3 separate regions of the Homo sapiens genome follow, and all the other regions are linked to region 1. Evidence: chromatin loops called from intact Hi-C (ENCODE). Cell type or tissue: B cell. All regions are shown on one strand.

The links. Peaks named below come from ENCODE experiments on the same cell type or tissue, not always from the same donor. Only the 100,000 strongest peaks of a DNase experiment are listed, where the experiment ranks them.
Region 2: a loop joins it to region 1, with 13 times the contacts of the local background. A loop is called at or near these places in 33 of 110 quality-filtered maps.
Region 3: it touches region 1 in a loop (18-fold over the local background); 21 of 110 quality-filtered maps call a loop at or near these places.

What each region holds. Positions count from the first base shown.
Region 1 is chr2:181,465,510-181,468,009 of GRCh38, forward strand. The region is part of intron 2 of ITGA4 (integrin subunit alpha 4); the gene reads left to right. Among named protein-coding and RNA genes, the nearest start is that of ITGA4, 9.4 kb to the left of the region's middle. In B cell, CTCF peaks have their summits at 1,340 (motif pointing left) and 1,544; DNase peaks (open chromatin) are centred at 1,322 and 1,822; H3K27ac peaks cover 2,291 bases.
Region 2 is chr2:181,075,998-181,078,497 of GRCh38, forward strand. No RefSeq gene overlaps it. Among named protein-coding and RNA genes, the nearest start is that of LINC01934, 47 kb to the right of the region's middle. In B cell, CTCF peaks have their summits at 1,306 (motif pointing right) and 1,505; a DNase peak (open chromatin) is centred at 1,334.
Region 3 is chr2:181,714,198-181,716,697 of GRCh38, forward strand. No RefSeq gene overlaps it. Among named protein-coding and RNA genes, the nearest start is that of NEUROD1, 35 kb to the left of the region's middle. RefSeq lists an enhancer at 909-958. In B cell, CTCF peaks have their summits at 1,053 (motif pointing left) and 1,252; a DNase peak (open chromatin) is centred at 1,024.

The DNA of each region.
Region 1 (2,500 bases):
TTTTCTGTTTACATTTTTGTATTTTCTTGTTTCAAAGATAGACAAAGTGGCATCCACACATTAGTGATTGTTTTTCAAATGAATTTTTAAATCCAAGAGATTAATTGAAAACCATGGAGGTTCAGAATTTTCTTTCCTTATTTTCTAATGTTAGAGGTTTAAATATGCTCTTTTAATAGGTTGTTTCAGAATAGTATAGGTTTATTCAAAATGTCCATAGTTGAAAATAATGGAAAAGTACTAACAACTAATTGTCTGGCAGCATCAGATGGTGGTTGATAGTGTGAGTTTTAATCCCTTCCTTCCCCACTTACAAGTGGTGTGACCTTGGGCAAGTGCTTAGTCATCCCTTGTTTCAGATTCTGCATCCATAAAATTGGGATGATAATAGTATTGTCTACTTCATAGGGATGTTATGAAAAGTGAGTTAATACATGTCTTTGCATGTATTAAAACTGTGGTACGTAGTAAGCATGCAATAAGTATTAGTAATTAGAGACTAACTTTCCCTCTTTAAATTATGCTTACAAAATGTATCAGCTGGGGCACATTTTTCAGCTTTAGTTATTAAAAAGACTTGCGTACGTTTTCTGTGGGATTTTGAAGAAGTCCTGGCAGAGACCCCAAACCTAAAATCAAACCCAGAAGTGACCTAGTTGTTAGAGTTCTGAGGCCTCATGATGACTCAGGATCAGCCCAGATTTATAAAATTGCAACCATAAAGCTTGGCACTACTCTCTGGGGACATTTACCTCTTGAACTCTTTCTAAATAGAATAGAATAAGATAAAAAAAAATAGCTGAAATAACTGGCTTTTTCAGGACTACAATTATATAAACTGTTTCTCACATAAATTGAGCATGATTATTGGCCATTGTGAGATTTTATTTAGGCAATATGAAAAGATGACATTTAAACACATTTTTTTAAAAAAACATACTTTGAGAATGGTTTCCAACTTTGATGTTTTGCTCTTTTGACTCTTATTCTCCACTAGACTAGCTGGAGGAAAAGAGTTCTAGAAGTTTGGTACTTTTATGTCCTGTATCACCTCTAAAACCCAAGGATATTTTACTTTCCATCACCCAAAATTATTTTTATTGTAGAATTCATAAACATCATTATCTTTTAGAAACATTGCCACCAGGTTTAACTAGATGTGTGAAAAGAGTACATAGTTTAATATAGTCAATTATTATATGAATTAGTATTAATGGATTTAGTAAGTATTAGGACTTAAAAGGAAAAACTAAATTAAGGGGCCATTTTAATTAAAAAGCTAAAGACTGCTGATCAATTCTTGCAGCATTGTGAGCGCCCTCTGCTGGCTCAGTTCAAAGCACCATAATGCACGTACCCTGAGGAGCAGAGGCATTGATTATTTATTGACCACCTACTAGGTGCCAGGCATTCTTGCATACACAAGCATAAGTTTTCTGTCATCCTCATAGCCCTGCAATGGTAAATTTTGTCATGTTCTCATATTTGAATTGATTTTCTCACTTTTAATATATTTTTCCTAATCTGAAGTTATGTGAGTGAAGGGATTATATACTTTAATTATTGCTTTTATAAAAAATATCTTGAATGAATGACTCTTTATAAAATATGGAATTGGAACAAGGGTCATTCATGTTTTAGGATTAAGAAAAACTTTAGAGTGGAACAATTTGAAATGTATGGGTTTTGTCTTACAATGGAATAGAGCTTCAGCTTAAAAAAAAAAGACAGTTGGTGGAAGGTAAGGGCTTTTACTGCTTTTCTGAAACTTCACATCACATCATGAGTTTTGAAAGATCAGGTAAGTATATATGTTGTCTTAGTAGCCAGAAAGCCAGACTGAGAGCCCCAGTCAAATGTCTGAATTGGTGGGGAAGTGACAGTACGATGACGCAGGTAGATAAAGCAGGCATTTACTTGCATTAGAAAGTCCCAAGCTCTCCTAGCCAAAAAGTATTTCACTAGCACTGTCAAAAGTTATATAGAAAGAAGACCTTAGAGTCTGACCTTTTCCCTGGTCCTTCTTTCTTTAGTGGAAATGCCAAAATACTGAGAACCATTCTAAATGGAGGAAAAGAGCAGGGCAAGATAGGGAACAAGTAAGTGACCTTTTTCTTGAACAAGTGAAAGTCGATTGTACAGTCTGTGGGCATATTTGCTATATTTTATATATTTTCAGCTAAAAGCTTCAGAAAGTGGAATAGATTTCAGTTAATTCATATGTCTGGAATATTTCTAGAGTTCTATGCTATAGAGTGAAATAACTTAGAGATCAAAGATGCTATTTTTTAATTCTAATCTTTCCACTTACGGATTTGGGCAAGTTATTTGATTCCTTTAAGACTCAATTTTCTCTTCTGTAGGGTAGGATTAATAATACAGCAATCCTCTGCTACTACTGTGGGTGTAAAATGAGTTAATGTGTATGATTACAGTTCCCCAATAATGATATGCCACATATATTTTATGAGCCAGGTTATATGCTGCATTGCATGTGCAG
Region 2 (2,500 bases), 390 kb before region 1:
GACATAATTGAAAGAGTGAATTAAAGAATTTAGCATTCTGGGTGTGGCAGGAACAACGTCATACACATTCTTCGCGAGAAAAATCATACATTTCCTAGTTCTCGAGGATTTCTTTTAGTTCCATGTTTCCTCCAGGCCAACAGTAAGATGTTTTCACTTTTCTTTCTTTCTTTCTTTCTTTTTTTTTTTTTTTTTCAGAAGAGGTGTGGTGGAAAGGTCTTCCAGAACCAGAGGCTAAGCACACAGCAGTACAAATATAAATTCTTTATTCCAGCTTCCAGAATTCCTCCTCTTCAGCCTTGCCTGCTCACTGGAATAATGAAGCAATTAAACAGTGGTGTAAAGAAGTTCCATCCAGTGGTTGAAGTTCAATAGAAAACAAGGAAATAGGCTGATGTATATCAAATACACCATCGGCACTCTGAGTCCTTCCCAGGTTCCCTAAAGGGGGAGGAGGGGACACCGTTTTAGATTTAATTTGTACTGTACCTGATATGATATGATTGTGATAATTTTCCAATGAATAATTGTTAATCTTACCTAATTAAAATAATTATATGTTAAATAAAATATGCAGATGTTAAATTGACTTCCTCCTGGGGCCACTTAGCATTTATTTCTTGTTACCTGTGGAAGGACAGAAAGCAAACACAGAAGCCATGTTTTTACTGATGCTGCTGCATTGGGAAAGCCCAGGGTAATAGAAACATTTTGTTTTATATTTTTATTCCAAAGTAAATACAGTATATTAAATGAGCAGGTTTAAATAAATGCTTAGTGACATGCCATATAGCTTACATATATGCTTAAAGGAGCTTTCCTTCTGGAATTAATAAAATTCTAACCACAAGGAGGTGCAGAAGTTAATTCAAGGGATGTAGTGGAAACCCTGGAAGGCTTGCCTCCTATGTCCCCTTCCCTCATTTCTCCTCCCCTCCCCTTCCTTCTTCCTTTCTTCCCTCCACCGTTGCCTGCATTCACTATAAAAAGTAAATAGGAAGTGAGCACATAATTACATGTTGCTCCTTTAGATTCTGAATTAGTGGGATATTTTTTGGGATCTCTCAAACCACAACATGAAACAGTTTTTCACCACTCCCACCTCTAATATTCCGTCTTTTTATGTTTTGTGAATTGGCGAGTGTTTCTAATTGAACAAGCAAAACTTAAGTATACAAGAAATGTACATTTATTTAATCTTTTAAAAATCTTTTTCTTGATGCCTTGCATAAAAAACAAAAAGGTGCTTTTTCTTTCTGCCCCATCAGAACTGTGGTTATTTTTGGGTGTGTGATATCCTTTCACACACCATAAATCTCCACTAGATGTCAGTGTGTCACTAAATGAAAACAGTTTAGCATGCTCTCCAGACTTGTTCTTGAAACGTACTGGAAAGGTAAACTCATTTATAGTTTTTAACCAGAATGATACAGAGATGTTTTAGTAGGACAAGTTAGTAATAAGTGGTATTTATCCTAATGAATATTAATAACAAATGAAATCTTCTGCTTAAAAAATCCAGTATCTTTCATCTGAGGATGTTGAAATGCTTATGAATATTCTTGCTTTTTTGCCATCATATCCACAAAGAATTAGAATGCTAATAAGATCTTCCTTTTACAGTAGACTTAACCTGAATTGCATGGGGCAAAAACGATAGGACCAAGATGAATCACAGTCGATGTATGGTGGAACCAGACTGGTACTTCTTTCATTGCAGACCCTACTCTACCTAGATAATGCTGCCTTTCCTTTGGTGTTTATGGTGTACTTAGATGCAGATGTCCTTTGAAGAAGTCTGTCATTTGTATTAATGCCTTCCTTATTCAATAAGCTCAACAAGAGTGGAATAAGAACGATGAGATAGTTGGTTAAGTTACTGTGGGGACGTTTATACCAGAAAACTTAAAAAGCAAAGTGTATACAGGAAAAAGTACTAAAATTACTTGTGCAAAAGACATTTGATAATAACTTTAAATTGTTTTATGCAGATTTGAGAATCTGCATTCATAATTTTAAGATTTTATAATGATTGCATAAAAATAATGCTAAGCAACCAAGAAGATAACAATATTTTACATATACTCTTTTAGGGACAGTGAACTCAAACTAAAGAGAGCCTCGTATTAGTTCATTTACTCAAGTGGAGAAGGAAGGAAAGGAAGTTGTAATTTGGTCTGATGGTTGAAACTCTTAGGTCTATGAGGATTATGGTGTAAGTTTTACACTGTATAATTTCCTTAAAGAGAAGTCTGCATAAATTCTTTATATTAGGCCTTAACTAGTGATTTCCTCTAAATTGTATGAATACACAGGTTACAACTATGTAAAAAGTATGTTTGTGAATAAAGATTAAGAGAATACATAGAAAAAAAGGTTAGAGAATAACCTTTCTAAAAAGGTTGGAAAATAAAGATTAAGAGAATACACAGAAAAAAAGGAACTATGGGTAAATATAATTTCCTCTTTATTTGGCAATATTGTTTTTATAAATATAAAG
Region 3 (2,500 bases), 250 kb after region 1:
CTATGGAGTCGTAGAGTGGTGGGTCCTAATGTGCTCTAGTGAACTCTTTCTATTAAGAAATAATGTTCTCATTGAGATCTACAATGTGAACCAGAATTAGATAGATGGAGGTGTGGTGGCTATGCCTATAGAAGAGGAGTAAATTGCAGCTGCTGCTGGAGCACAAGCAGGATCAGGAAAAATAAACAATCCTGATGTGAACATACTAGGAACTGGAAAGAAATCTTATGACCGAAGTTAAACAACAAGTGGGGTAGTTGTTGTTGCAAGATGAAGCTAGAAAACTGGGAGACAGCTAGATTCTAAAAAAGGCTTGTAGACTACAAGAGTGTGGATTTTACTTGAAAGCACTAGGGAGCCATAGAAGATTGTAAATGGGTGGGGGGGTGCATTACATGATCAGGTCTATCTTTCTGAAAGATCACTCTAGATGAAGAGAGCAGATTGAGAGGAGCAAGCTGTGTGAAAGGGGAAACAGTTAACCTACTCGTGCAATACTGCAGGGAGGAGGTAATGGTGCTGTTGAACTTTACTGGTAGCAGTGGGAATGGACAGAGACAGACATGGACACAACTGAGACATTTAGGGATTAGAACAGATAGGACTGGGAGATTGATTGGGATGTGGAGTTTCTGGTACGGAAGGTTAAAATAGAAAGAAGGATCAAAGACGTCATTCAAATTTCTGACTTCGACCACTTGATGGATGGCTACAAATAGGGAACAAAGGAGAAAGTACAAGATTAGAGATGGAATTTGGCTTTCAGAAAATGCCACTGATGTACCTCAGAACAGCAATGACTGTATTTGTTTTCCGTAATTCCTTCTCCTAACTGAAAATTTAAAGATAATTGAATCAAATTGTTCCTTGGGTGACTTAGTTTTATATCTATACTTAACACAGGAATATCATTTCAAGGTGGCATTTCCTACAGATCTTCCCATAAGTCTGTGTATGTTCCTTAGACAGTGGTTTCAGAAATCACCAAATGATACAGGTAGAAAACATAGCTAAGCACGTGGCGCCATCTTCAGGACAGTTTGTTAAAAGCTTATAAACCAACCAGACTGAAAGGCAAGTTTCTCACAACAGAACACTGACTGACTCCATCTTGTTTGGTAATAAGGAGCTGAAAAAAATGTTTCTGCCAGCTCCAATTGTGTGACCAAACTCTTTGTCTTCATGAGAACTGTAGTTTATCACAGGATATAGAAAAGATGGTAGCAGATTTTTCTTCAAAATCCTTCCAGTTTGAAAGTGTCTGTGAGCTGGAAAATGAGCTTTTGCTGTGGAGGAGACAAGAAACTATGGCACCATCCCTTCAGGTTTTTTGCCTTGGTATTCAGATTCTCTGGTGATTTTCCCATTTTAGATATTTATGTTCTGTTCTTTACTAGGTGCTTCATTAAATATGTGGTCAAGTGGAATTTAACTTATAAGCATTCACAATGCTTTACAAATGCATGAATATAAAAAGTAGGGGGGAAAACATTTGTCAGATTTTGTACCCAAGGTTTTGGTTCAGGGAAAGCAGTCTTATAGATTTATACAGTCTCCATTTTAAAAATAAAAGGTTGTTAATAAGAAATCAATAGTAGACCCATAGCTAACCACATAAGAAAGACAAATAGAGCTTACTAGATGACTTTTATTTTTCAAATCCTCTCAGCTTGTAATTATTCTATTTGAGTAAGCTCCACCTTTTCTTTGTGCAGAGTTGGGCTATAAAGACACACACATATACATGTGTTTGTCATAATGTATCTGCCACCTTTCTGTGCTGGATGTGGTGTTTAACCTACACTGAGCATTTGGCATGGCCTCGCTGAATAACTGGGAGGTAAACTGCTTGGCTTTTACATGGAGGCAAATGCTTTCTACCATCTTGCAGCATTCACTCACAAATGGGCTTTCTTTCTAAACTTTTCTCATTAGAATGTATGCCTTGGGTTGAGGAATCTTAAATCCCAGAGTTCCTTTCAATCCTGAAAGAGGTAACATGTTAAGCTAAATTCCATTTCTGTATAAACTGAGGCCCTGGCCGCCCCATCAATGATGGGTTTGGGTTTCCTAGAGTCTGAATGGGGCTTATGACAGGTGGGCAGAAAGAGGGTATACACAGAAGGTATAGTATCTTATAGTAATTACGTGTTTACAACAGACCAGGTGCTTTACATGGGTTATTTCACGTAATCCTCATAACAACCTATGGACACTTTTTAAATGAATGAGTATTTTTAATATCTGTATTTTACAGATCAGGAAACAAAAACAGAGAATGAAATAATTTGCCCAAGGTCTTACACTCTCCTTTAAAGTAAACTTATAGAAATGAATTCTAACTCAGGCATTCACCCTCTAAACCCGACAAGCTTGATAGAAACCTCAAACTACCCTTAAATTGAAAATATCCTTATGGCACAGACCTGAAATAAACCTCCAATCAAGAATCAAGCCAATAATTCAGTAGAAGATTCAGAGAGCAAAAGATTTGGAACTG